2 separate regions of the Homo sapiens genome follow, and region 1 is linked to region 2. Evidence: chromatin contacts called from ENCODE Hi-C or POLR2A ChIA-PET data. All regions are on one chromosome and are shown on one strand. The core of a region is the stretch at or near the end of the contact, and the rest is flanking DNA. Distances in the headings are between cores, read along the strand shown. Region 1 has its middle 19 kb from the start of RBM4B. Region 2 holds the start of PELI3 (pellino E3 ubiquitin protein ligase family member 3).

What was found. A loop is a pair of places that touch in the nucleus more often than their neighbours do. ChIA-PET counts read pairs that join two places held with the same protein, here RNA polymerase II (POLR2A). Pooled maps may share reads with other maps.
Region 1: a loop to region 2 is called in a pooled map, with 2.4 times the contacts of the local background. The contact joins the enhancer-like site here to the promoter of PELI3 in region 2. A Hi-C loop is called at or near these places in 1 of 50 pooled maps. POLR2A ChIA-PET finds 5 or more read pairs at or near these places in 5 of 52 experiments (Caco-2, GM10248, IMR-90 and 2 more).

What each region holds. Positions count from the first base shown.
Region 1 is chr11:66,655,716-66,661,738 of GRCh38, forward strand. It overlaps a transcript of RBM4 not described here. Among named protein-coding and RNA genes, the nearest start is that of RBM4B, 19 kb to the right of the region's middle. Within about 2 kb of position 3,421, at least 2 of the 41 ENCODE cell types and tissues checked have a DNase peak (open chromatin) inside an H3K27ac peak, as active enhancers do.
Region 2 is chr11:66,462,368-66,468,395 of GRCh38, forward strand. It overlaps PELI3 (pellino E3 ubiquitin protein ligase family member 3), which reads left to right and starts at 4,538. Exons shown (of 8, transcript NM_145065.3): 1 at 4,538-4,660; 2 at 5,761-5,913. The coding sequence starts at 5,762. RefSeq lists enhancers at 2,503-3,004, 3,005-3,504 and silencers at 4,456-4,665, 4,676-5,025.

The DNA of each region.
Region 1 (6,023 bases), core at 2,171-4,670, 190 kb after region 2:
GTAAGGAGGCCAGTGGCAAAAGAGTGAGTGGGAGGAGAGAGGAGCAGAAGAGGTCAGGTAGTTAGCAGATCTAGTAGTTAATCTTCTAGGGCCTTTCTGGCCTTCACTCTGAGTCAACTAGTCTTGTAGGTTTTTAAGCAGTGTCATAATGTGATTACTTTTTTAAAAAATCAGCTTTTCTGAGTTTTTTTTTTAAACACCCTTTCAACCCAGTTTTTCCTGACTCTGGGAAGAACCAGGAAGAGACGGCCCTGAAGTATTCTTTTTTTTTTTAGATGGAGTTTTGCTTTTGTTGCCCAGGCTGGAGTGCAATGGTGCAATCTCAGCTCACCACAACCTCCGCCTCGCGGGTTCGAGTGATTCTCCTTCCTCAGCCTCCTGAGTAGCTGGGATTACAGGTGCCCGCCACCATGCCCGGCTAATTTTGTATTTTTTTTTTTAGGCGGAGTCTCGCTCTGTCACCCAGGCTGGAGTGCAGTGGCACAATCTCAGCTCACTGCAAGCTCTACCTCCTGGGTTCACGCCATTCTCCCACCTCAGCCTCTGAAGTAGCTGGGACTACAGGCACCTGCCACCACGCCTGGCTAATTTTGTTTTTGTATTTTTAGTAGAGACAGGGTTTCACTGTGTTGGCCAGGATGGTCTCGATCTCATGACCTTGTGATCCACCCGCCTCGGCCTCCCAAAGTGCTGGGATTACAGGTGTGAGCCACCGTGCCTGGCCTAATTTTCTATTTTTTTAGTAGAGACGGGGATTCTCCATGTCAGTCAGACTGGTCTCGAACTCCCAGCCTCAGTTGATCTGCTCACCTTGGCCTCCCAAAATGCTGAGGTTACAGGCATGAGCCACTATGCCCGGCCTGAAGTATTATTTTCAAACAATAAAATATACCAATTTTGAAAACAATTTGACACATTGTGACAATGTACTTTTTTGGGGGGCCTTTTGTTTTGTTTTTTAAAAAGATGGTGTCTCACTCTATTGCCCAGGCTGGAGTGCAGTGACATGATCTCGGTTCACTGCAATCTCCACCTCCCGGGTTCAAGCGATTTTTGTGCCTCAGCCTTTTGAGTAACTGGGATTATAGATGCATGCCACCATGTCCAGCTAATTTTTATATTTTTAGCAGAGACGGAGTTTCACCATGTTGGCCAGGCTGGTCTTGAACTCCTGACCTTAGGTGATCCACCACCTTGGCCGCCCAAAGTGCTGGGATTATAGGCACAGTCGTGAGCCACCATGCCCAGTTTGACAATGTACTGGTAATTTTGGTAACTGATGGTTACAATCTTGTTCCCATTGTTGCAATCAAAATACAGAACATTTTTGTCAGCCAAAAAGCCCTTGTGCCCCTTTGTAGTTAATCCTCAGCCCCTGATCAATTTTTTAGTCTTTTTTTTTTTTTTTTTTTTTTTTTAGGTGCGGTCTTGCTCTGTTGCCTAGGCTGGAGTACAGTGGTATGAGTATGGCTCAATGCAGCCTCAACCTTCTGAGCTGAAGCGGTCTTCCCATCTCAACCTTCCAAGTAGCTGGAACTACAGAGGTATGCACCATTGCACCTGGCTAATTTATTTTTTATTTTTATCTTTTGGTAGAGATGGGGTCTCCCTATGTTGCCCAGGCTGGTTAGGAACTCCTGGCTCAAGCTATACTCTTGTCTCAGCCTTCCAGACTACTAAGATTAGGCCGGGCGCGGTGGCTCACACCTGTAATCCCGGCACTTTGGGAGGCCGAGGGGGTGGATCACTTGAGGTCAGGAGCTCGAGAGCAGCCTGGCCGACATGATGAAACCCCGTCTCTACTAAAAATGTAAAATATTAGCCAGTTGTCGTGGTGCGCACCTGTAGTCCCAGCTACTTGGGAGGCTGAGGCAGAAGAATCACTTGAACCCGGGAGGTGGAGGGTGCAGTGAGATGAGATAGCGCCACTGCACTCTAGCCTGGGCGACAGAGCAAGATTCCATCTCAAAAAAAAAAAAAAAAAAAAAAAAAATTATAGGCATGAGCCACCTCGCCTGCCCCCTCCCCCACCTTTTTTTTGAGACAGGGTCTTCCTATGTCACCCAGGCTGGAGTGCCGTGTTCAACCTCCACCTCCTCCCGGGCTCAAGCAATTCTCTCACCTCAGCCTCCCGAGTAGCTGGGACCACTGGCGCATGCCAGCATGCCCAACTAATTTCTGTATTTTGTAGTTGTGGTTTTGCCATGTTGCCCAGGCTGGTCTTGAACTCCTGAGCTCTAGCCATTTGCCTGCCTCAGCCTCCCAAAGTGCTGGGATTACAGGCGTGAGCCACCTAGTCTGACCCTTTTTTAAAATTTTTTTTTTTTGAGATGGAGTTTTGCTCTTGTTGCCCAGGCTGCTGGAGTGCAACGGCACGATCTCGGCTCAGTGCAACCTCTGCCTCCTGGATTCAAGCGATTCTGCTGCCTCAGCCTCCCTAGTAGCTGGGATTACAGGCATGCACCACCACGCCCGTCTAATTTTGTATTTTTAGTAGAGATGGGGTTTCTCCGTGGTGGTCAGGTTGGTTTTGAACTCCCGACCTCAGGTAATCCGCCTGCCTCGGCCTCCCAAAATGCTGGGATTACAGGCGTGAGCCACTGTGCCTGGCCTAGTCTGACCTTTTTTTTTTTTTTTTTTTTTTTTTCGTTTTGTTTTAAATGGGCAACTAGAATAGGCTCAGAGATTCCCTGAAATCATTGTTAATTGTCACAATTTAGGGGGTTTCTCCCGCCAGGGATGTGGCTAAACATCCTCCAATGCACAGGAGGGGCACCTTTCCCAGTTATCACTAGTGCCAAGTTTGAAATCCTCTTCAAGACTTCATTCATTGCTTTGGCTTTGTATACCATATGGAGTTGTGCTGTTCAGTGTGGTAGCCAGAGACATATACAGTGCTGCGAGTACCAAATACCTATGGGATTTAAAAAATTAATATAAGCCAGGCGCAGTGGCTCACGCCTGTAATCCCAGCACTTTGGGAGGCCAAGGTGGGCAGATCACTTGATGTCAGGAGTTTGAGACCAGCCTGGCCAAGGTGGTGAAACCCCATCTCTACTAAAAATACAAAACTTAGCCAGGCGTGGTGGCACGTGCCTGTAGTCCCAGCTTCTTGGGAGGCTGAGACAGGAGAATTGCTTGTACCTGGGAGGCGGAGGTTCTATTGAGCCAAGATTGGGCCACGGCACTCTAGCCTGGGCAACAGAGCAAGAGTGTCTCTCAAAAAAAAAAAATATATATATATATATATTCAGTTTTTAATGCTCATTATATGTTGAAATGGTCATTTTTTTGCACATATTGGGTAAAAATACATTAAAATTTTTTTTTTTCCTAACCACCAGACTATCTGGGGAAAATAAAATTAATACAATTTAATTTCACCTGTTTCAGTTCCCTATGTGGTTTGCATTTGTGGCTCACATTGTATTTCTGTTATGTAACACTGATCCAGGTGCTAAAGACTCTTGATATCTCCAGTTTGAAACCTCTCTTCTGTGCTCAAGATTCAGGGATCTGGACACCTAGCTGACATTTCTTCTTGGTTCTTTTTTTTTTTTTTTTTTTTTTTTTGAGATGGAGTCTCACTCTGTTGCCCAGGCTGTAGTGCAGTGGCGCGATCTCGGCTCACTGCAAGCTCCGCCCCCCGGATTCAAGTGATTCTTCTGCCTCAGTCTCCTGAGTAGCTAGGACTACAGGCACGTGCCACTACACCTGGCTAATTTTTGTATCTTTAGATACAAAATTTAGAGACGGGATTTCACCATATTGGCCAGGCTGGTCTCGAACTACCGACCTCGGGTTCTGCCCGCCTTGGCCTCCCAACTTGCTGGGATTACAGGCATGAGCTACTGCACCTGGCTGGTTGTCTTAATACACCTCAAACTTGGTATATCTGAGATAGAGCTCCTGAGACTCCCCACTCTAAAATCATTTCTCCTTCAGTCTTCCTTATCCCATTCTCTCTTTCAGCCAGATTGCTGGTAGTCATTCTTACGCCCTCCCCAACCATTAGCAGCTCTTGATCATGTTTATATCACATGTTGCCTCTTTTCTCCATGTCTTTGCCACAGCCATAGTCTAGACCATGCTATCCTCTCCCACCAAGATGACTACAGTGACCTCCAGGTCCATCTTTTTCTTACCCTTGGGTCTTCAAAGTATTCTCCATTTAATAGCCAGAATGTTCTTGTGAAATGTATGTAAATCAGATGTTTCTTTCGTTACTTAGAACCTTTCAGCAACTTCCCCTTTTATCTAAAGTAAAATGCCCAATCCCTTAGTTTGAACGTGCCTTTCCTCTGTCACACTTTATTATCTCAGGCCCTTTTCCCTGCTTATCTATCCTTTTCTGACCATACTGACTCTCCTTTCAGATCCTTGTATACACTGAGCTCTTTCCTGCCTCAGGGCCTTTTTTTTTTTTTTTTTTTTAAATCTGAAGGGACCTTTCTCTTTACTGCTTTAGAGCTAACTTAACTTCAGGTCTTAGCTTCAGGATCAAGTATTGGAATGCCCTCCCAAACCACCTGTAGCTTAGTAGATATGTCCTCCCATTATTCCCTGCCATTGGACCCATTTTGTGTAATTTGTGGTACTTATCACAATTTCTTTTTTTTTGAGATGGGAGTCTCTCTTTTTTTTTTTTTTTTTTTGAGACAGAGTCTTGCTCTGCAACCAGGCTGGAGTGCAGTGGCACGATCTTGGCTCACTACAACCTTTGCCTCCTGGGTTCAAGTGATTCTCCTACTTCAGCCTACTGAATAGCTGGAATTACAGGCTTCTGCCTAATTTTTTTGTAGTTTTAGTAGAGACAGGGTTTCGCCATGTTGTCCTGGCTGGTCTCAAACTCCAGACCTCAGGTGATCCTTCTACCTCGGCTCCCAAAGTGCTGGGATTACAGGTGTAGGTAGGCCACTGCACCCGACCTAAACTTTTTTTTTTTTTTTTTAATTTGAGATGGAGTCTTGCTCTGTCGCCCAGGCTGGAGTGCAGTGGTGCGATCTCAGCTCACTGCAAGCTCTGCCTCCCGGGTTCACGCCATTCTTCTGCCTCAGCCTCCCGAGTAGCTGGGACTACAGGCATGTGCCACCATACCTGGCTAATTTTTTTTGTATTTTTAGTAGAGGCAGGGTTTCACCATGTTAGCCAGGATGGTCTCGATCTCCTGACCTCGTGATCCACCCGACTCGGCCTCCCAAAGTGCTGGGATTACAGGCGTGAGCCACTGCGCTCAGCCGTGCCCGGCCTAAACTTTCTAAATCTCAGTAGCCTTAATTGCTGGGAGAGCCAGTGATGCTACCTCATTGGGTTCTTGTGGATTTGCAGGGGTGACAGATACACGGTTTGAATTTGGCCTGGATTCTCAAAGGCCCTGCAAACCTAAGGCACTTCAGATTGAATTCATCTCGTCAGATTTTTCATTCTTCTCCTGCAAGTTCCTGGAGCTGATTCTATCATTTCTTGCATTTCATTTCTCCTCAGCGGCAGAGCCTAGCTCTGGTCTGAAGAAAGCCGAGATTGATCTTCCAACAAACTGACAGCTCTTCCCAGGAATATTTATTTCTCCCCTCCTTCCTTTTCCCAAATCTCCTAGGCCAGGTGACTTCCTGAGGACCAGGTTTGTAAGCAAAATCCTGACAAGCTATGAAACCAATCTGGGGCAAGTTGCTTCCCTTTTCTGGTCCATCTTGCAGGCAGCCAACCTTTTTCTGCCCTTAGGACAAGTTTCTAACAGCACCTTGAGTGCCCTGAGGGCCTAGTGTCTTTCTGTGCCATGCTGGAAACCTGAGGAAGGGGGTAGATCTGAGGCTACAGAAACCACATATGCCTCATTCATCACCATGTTCCCACATCCTAGCTCATAGTAGGAATTCAAACAGTTGATAAATGAATTCAGGAGCTTTTAGCGTTGAGAGGCCTCATGGGACTCTGAAATGGTCTATAGTGAGAAACTTGGTGAACTAAAGGAATTTTGTATTCACAATATGCAATTTATCATATAAGAAGTAAGGTTTAGGAAT
Region 2 (6,028 bases), core at 3,288-5,787:
CAGGTGCAATGGCTCATGCCTGTAATCCCAGCATTTTGGGAGGCTGTGCAGGTGGATCACCTGAGGTCAGGGCTTCAAGACCAGCCTGACCAACAAGGTGAAACCCCATCTCTACTAAAAATACAAAATTAGCCAGGAGTGGTGATGCATGCCTATAATCTCAGCTACTTGGGAGGCTGAGGCAGGAGAATCACTTGAACCCAGGAGGTGGAGGTTGCAGTGAGCCGACATCACACCATTATACTCCAGCCTGGGCAACAAGAGCAAAACTTCGTCTCAAAAACAAACAAACAAACAAACAAAGAAGAAGAAGAAAATTCCCAGCCTCTCCAGCCAAAAACAATGCTAAAATTAAGAAATGGCTTCTGGAAAAAGATCACATCAGAAAAACATGGTATAAAGTTGAAGCCAAGAGGCCAACAGTATGCCTGTAAATTCCCTAAGACTTCAGGTCTAAGGCAATAGAACCATTCAAACAATAAGGGCTTCTAGAAACGTTAAAGGATTTGTCTATCAGCATGAGCCCAAGGTAGGGGGGCTTATCTCAAAGAGATTTGTGGGCATAGTCTAATGAAGTGAATAAGGTCCATAGAAATCTACAAAGTTTTTAAGAGAATTGTATTGGCAGAAACACTGACAACTTGGACTGTAAAGGACAGAGACAACAGAAATGGAAAAGAGGCATTCGAACCCTCAAACTTCTATAGACAGGATGCAGGCCAAGAAAATTACTCAGCTGCAAACACAGACTACCTTTTATGGAAAATGAAAGATGACTCAGGAAGTAGAACTAAGAGACCAAGAGCCATGGATTATTATTCTCAGGCCTTGCTTCAAGGGCTTTCCTCTAAAGCTAGAGACCGAGAACTGAAGCCCAGGTCGCCTCTGCTCTGGATCCCCAAATCCATGTGAGGGATCTGTCTTTTCCCAACCCCACCCTCCCCGTCTGGCATGGCCTCAAGGGCAGAACCTAGCATCTTAGCTCTTCCTTCTCCTCTCCAAATCTCCCAGCCCAGAAAGAATGTGCTGCTGTTGTTTTTTTCTCTTCTTAATTTTTTTTAGAGACAGGATTTTACTCTGTTGCCCAGGCTGGAGTGTAGTGATGTGATCATAGCTCACTGCAGTCTCGATCTCCTGGGCTCAAATGATTCTCCTGACCCAACCTCTTGCGTAGCTGGGACTACAGGCAGGCACCACCATGCCCAGCTAATTTTTTTAATTTTGTAGAGACAGGGTCTTACTATGTTGCCCAGGCTCGTCTCAAACTCCTAGCCTCAAGCGATCCTCCTGCCTTGGCCTCCCAAAGCATTGGGGTGAGCCACTGCGCCCAGCCCTGTTTTGTTTTTTCCACATGTTTTCTCAACTAGATATACAACTACTTTTCCAAACTATTCCAAGCCTCTCCCCTTCAGGCATTAGAACCCAAGAATTAAAGAAATAAAGTTTCGGCCGGGCGTGGTGGCTCACACCTGTAATCCCAGCACTTTGGGAGGCAGAGGCAGGCGGATCACAAGGTCAGGAGATCGAGACCATCCTGGCTAACACAGTGAAACCCCGTTTCTACTAAAACTACAAAAATTAGCCAGGCGTGGTGGCGGGTGCCTGTAGTCCCAGCTACTCGGGAGGCTGAGGCAGAAGAGTGGCGTGAACCTGGGAGGTGGAGCTTGCAGTGAGCCGAGATTGTGCCATTGTACTCCAGCCTGGGCGACAGAGCGAGACTCCGTCTCAAAAAAAAAAAAAAAAAAAGGGGTATCTAGAACTAGAAATACCATTTGGCCCAGCCATCCCTTTACTGGGTATATACCCAAAGGATTATAAATCATGCTGCTATAAAGACACAGGCACACGTATGTTTATTACGGCAATATTCACAATAGCAAAGACTTGGAACTAATCCAAATGTCCAACAATGATAGACTGGGTTAAGAAAATGTGGCACATATACACCATGGAATACTATGCAGCCATAAAAAATGATGAGTTCATGTCCTTTGTAGGGGACATGGATGAAGCTGGAAACCATCATTCTCAGCAAACTATCGCAAGGACAAAAAACCAAACACCACATTTTCTCACTCATAGATGGGAATTGAACAATGAGAACACATGGACACAGGAAGGGGAACATCACACACCGGGAACCGTTGTAGGGTGGGAGGAGGGGGGAGGGATAGCATTAGGAGATATACCTAATGCTAAATGATGAGTTAATGGGTGCAGCACACCAACATGGCACATGTATACATATGTAACAAACCTGCACGTTGTGCACATGTACCCTAAAACTTAAAGTATAATAATAATAAAATTTTTTAAGAAAGAAATAAAGTTTCTATTTTATTCCTTTCTTTGAACCAACAGGGACAAGATCTAGATTGAAGAGAGAAAAGGGAGGGTTGACAAAGGAATTTCAAAGCAATACTGCAAAATCCTATTCACCACAAGTATCATTATTATTCCCATTTTACACATAAGGAAACTGAAGCTTAGTGAGATTAAGAAGCTGGAGTTCTTGGAGCAGAGCGCTGGATTTAGAGCCAGAAGCCAAGGTTGGAACTTAGGCATCTGCTACTGGTGTCCTAACTCTCCCTTCCTCTCCCTTACTTGGGCAATCCTGGTGTCGGGCCCACCTCAGCCTCCCTGAGGCCTGATGGTCTGGCTGTGCCACCATGCAGCTCCAATCCCAGTACTGCCCCAGGAGAAATCCCTGCCTCCTCCTCCAGTGAGTCTTGGTGATCCCTCTCAGACCTTCCTCCATGCAGTCCAGTGTCAGGTGGAAGCACTGGGGCTCCTGTGAAGCATCAGCTCCACATCTGCCTGGCTTGTGACCTGGGGCAAGTTTCTTCTTCTGCCTGAGCCTCAGCTTCCTGGTGTGTAAATTGGGGATTATAACAGGGATTCAGTATATATTCACTGAGGACCTGCTCTGGCAGGCAATGCATTAAAAGCTGGGGGTACACAAGGGAGTGAGGCTGTCCCAGGGTCCCCGTGCACACCCAGCACAATGGACGCCTCTGGTGGCATCAGTGAGGGCAGCTATCCTGTGTCACAGGGTTTGTGTGACCTGCAGCCAGCAGCCCAGCGGTCTGGTGGTGTCCTGCTTGGTGGAAGTCTCGCAGGGAGATTCTCTGTGACTAACGAGTGTCTTTTCCCCTAAAGGATGTGCCGTCGGCTGCTTTCTTGTTTCATCTAGCCGCTGGGCCCCAGAACAGTTGGCAAAGCAGTTGGTATCTTTGGCTATTTTTAGGTGGAGGAGTTAGCGGGGTGGATATAGTAGGGCCCCAGGGGAGTCTGGTAGATGGGGAACTTCAGGTGCAACAAGTTTGTGGGGGTGGGAGTGGCAGCGGCTCCCTCTCAGGAATGTTTAGGCAAACTAAACATGCATCCTTCATAATGGAAGTCAAAAGCCACCTCCTCTGTGCAGTCTTCCTTGATTTTCTCATTAAACACCCCCACCGCCCCCCACAAGACCAAAGACTTGATCTGGAACTATAATCCAGCCTTTATAGTTCCAGACCAAGAGTACTGAGCAATAGGGACCTTACCTGATGCAGACAAGGTTTCTCTTCTGCACCTCTGAGGCTCCATCCCTAGTCAGAACGACAAGGTACGAAGTTAGGAGTTGAGACTGAAGCCACTCATACAGCTGAGATTCTCTCTTGGCCCGTTTCTAGCAAACTACAACAAGCAAGTCACTTTTGTAAATCTATTTCCTCATCTGTAAAATGGGCAACTATCGTGCCTGCCTCCCAGGATTAAAGTAAAGGGTTTAATTTGCTCAAAGCACAGCGCACAGCGCCTAACGTAGACTGATAGATCTCTCGCAAGCCCCAGGCCCAGAAGGGGCGGTGCTCCCCCAAAACTCTCTTTCCTTTGCAGCACAGCGGGGGGTGTGTGCATCCTGGCGGAGGGGAGGGGACTGAGGGGAGGGGAATGGGGGGTGCCCGAGCTGGGCTGGAAGACAGGTCTGCGACTCTGGTCAACTGCAGCTGCTTTCCCCGGCCTCCACCGCTGCCGCACACCCCCTTTGCCTTTAGCATTTTCCTCCTCTCCTCTAATTGCGTGGCGTCCCCAGATGGTAGGCGGGGTGTCGGAGCTGGGGGTGCGTAGTCCCGGGCCTAAGGCTAGGGAAGGGGCCTCCAGCGCCGTGTGAGGGCCCTGACCGACAGTGGGGAGGGGCGCCCATGTCTCTGGGAGAACCCCGGAGTCCCCGGAAATGGAGGCGGAGTTTGGGGAGTCTGAAATGGGGGAGGGGTCGTGTAGACTACGGGGGAGTCCTGAGCCGGCTAGGAGGGGCAAGGGAGTCCCTCAGACGGAGTGGAGAGCGGGGCTTCCCTGGTCAGAGGGCGGTACCAGGGGAAGGGCGTGGTCTCCTGCGAAGGGGCGGAGCTCCGCCTACGAAGGCTGAGCATCGCCGCAAGAGGCGGAGTCTGGAGCGAGGCGGAGCTCTCCTAGGGGCGGGGAAAATGGGGCGGGGCCTCCGGACAGGGGGCGGAGCGTGGCTGTTCGCGCTCATCCCCCTCCCCCGGCCCTGGGTGTCCCCGTGACGAGGCAGCGCGGAGCCGCCGCGGGCCGGGCCCATCCCGCCGCAGCGGCCCGGGGCCGAGCAGGGGCTAGGCGGGGAGGGAGCGGCGCCCAGCGGGGCCCGGAGCGTGGCCAGGTGAGGCCGCCGGGGCGGAGGGGGCGGGGGCTGCGCCAGGCGGGCCCCGGCGGGCGCGGGGGGCGTGTTTGCGTGTCTGGGGGTGGTGGAGGGAGTGGGTCCGAGGGCGGGCGCCGGTGGCTGCTGCGCGCCCGCGCGTCCCTGCGGTCGCGGGTGCGGGTGGTCTCTGCGCCGTCCGGGCCCGGGGCGTGCGGGGCCGTGCACGCGCGCGTGTTGTGCGGAGGGGCCGCCGGGTGTGGACCTGCGTAGGTGCTGGGCCGCGGTTCCCGTTCTGCCCGCCCGGGGCGCAGGGCGCGGGCCTGCCCCGGCGCGGTCCCTCTGGCGCGGGGATGTTTTCCAAACGGGCTGCCTGCGGGAGACGGCTGTGCTGCAGCCCGAGCTCGAGGGGGGAGCGCCGCCTCCGCAGGCCTCCTGAGACCCGGGCGGCTGGGGACGCAGACAGACACCTGAGGGAGGGAAGAGCGCGCACCCAGGAGGAGTCTATTGGCCTACCCGCAGGGGGAGGCCGAGATGGGGAGACTGAGGCAGATGGTGAGGCGGAGGCGGGCAGACAGGCAGAGATGGGGAATGGGGGGAGAGAGACGGCAAAAAGGACAGCGGCTGGGAGGACAGAGAGTCATTGAGAAAGCAGATGGACAGACAGAGGCCTAGACCTCAAAGGGGCAAGAAAGATTCAGATGGACAGGTAGATTCAAAGAACCTGTCAGAGAGGCTAAATCAGAGGTCCAGAGGCTAAGAGCTATAAGCAGGAACTGAGTCTGAGATGAGGGGTAACGGCCCCCAACTCATTGGGTGCCCCGCTTTGAAGCACATCCCAGACTGGGATCTTGGCCAAAAAGCAGCCTCTGGCCACCCCAAGTTGGTCCATCTCTTTGGCACCACTGAATATCCTGACTCTCTTCACTGTGCCACCCCTCCCTGGTATCCCAGCAACCTCGGGCAGTTTAGAGGAGGCAGAGGGGAAGTGGTTGCCATAGCAGTAGAGGCGGTGAAAGGTCACCCTTGCCTTAGCCTAGGCGGCCCTGCAGCAGGCTGCAGCTGGAATTGAGCCGGGCTGGGGTGGGAACCTACAAAGCTCTTTTCTCTCCCACTCTGCCCAGAATGGTGCTGGAAGGAAACCCTGAAGTGGGGTCCCCCCGAACCTCAGACCTCCAGCACCGGGGGAACAAGGGCTCTTGCGTTCTCTCCTCTCCCGGTGAAGATGCGCAGCCAGGCGAGGAGCCCATCAAGTATGGTGAACTCATCGTCCTGGGGTGAGCATCCCTGGCCTAGAAGGGGTGAAGCACCAGACACCCACCCAACGCAGCCAGAACAAGGGCCCGACCCCTCCTCCCCCCACATAGGGCCTTCAGCTGTTTGTCCCTCCTC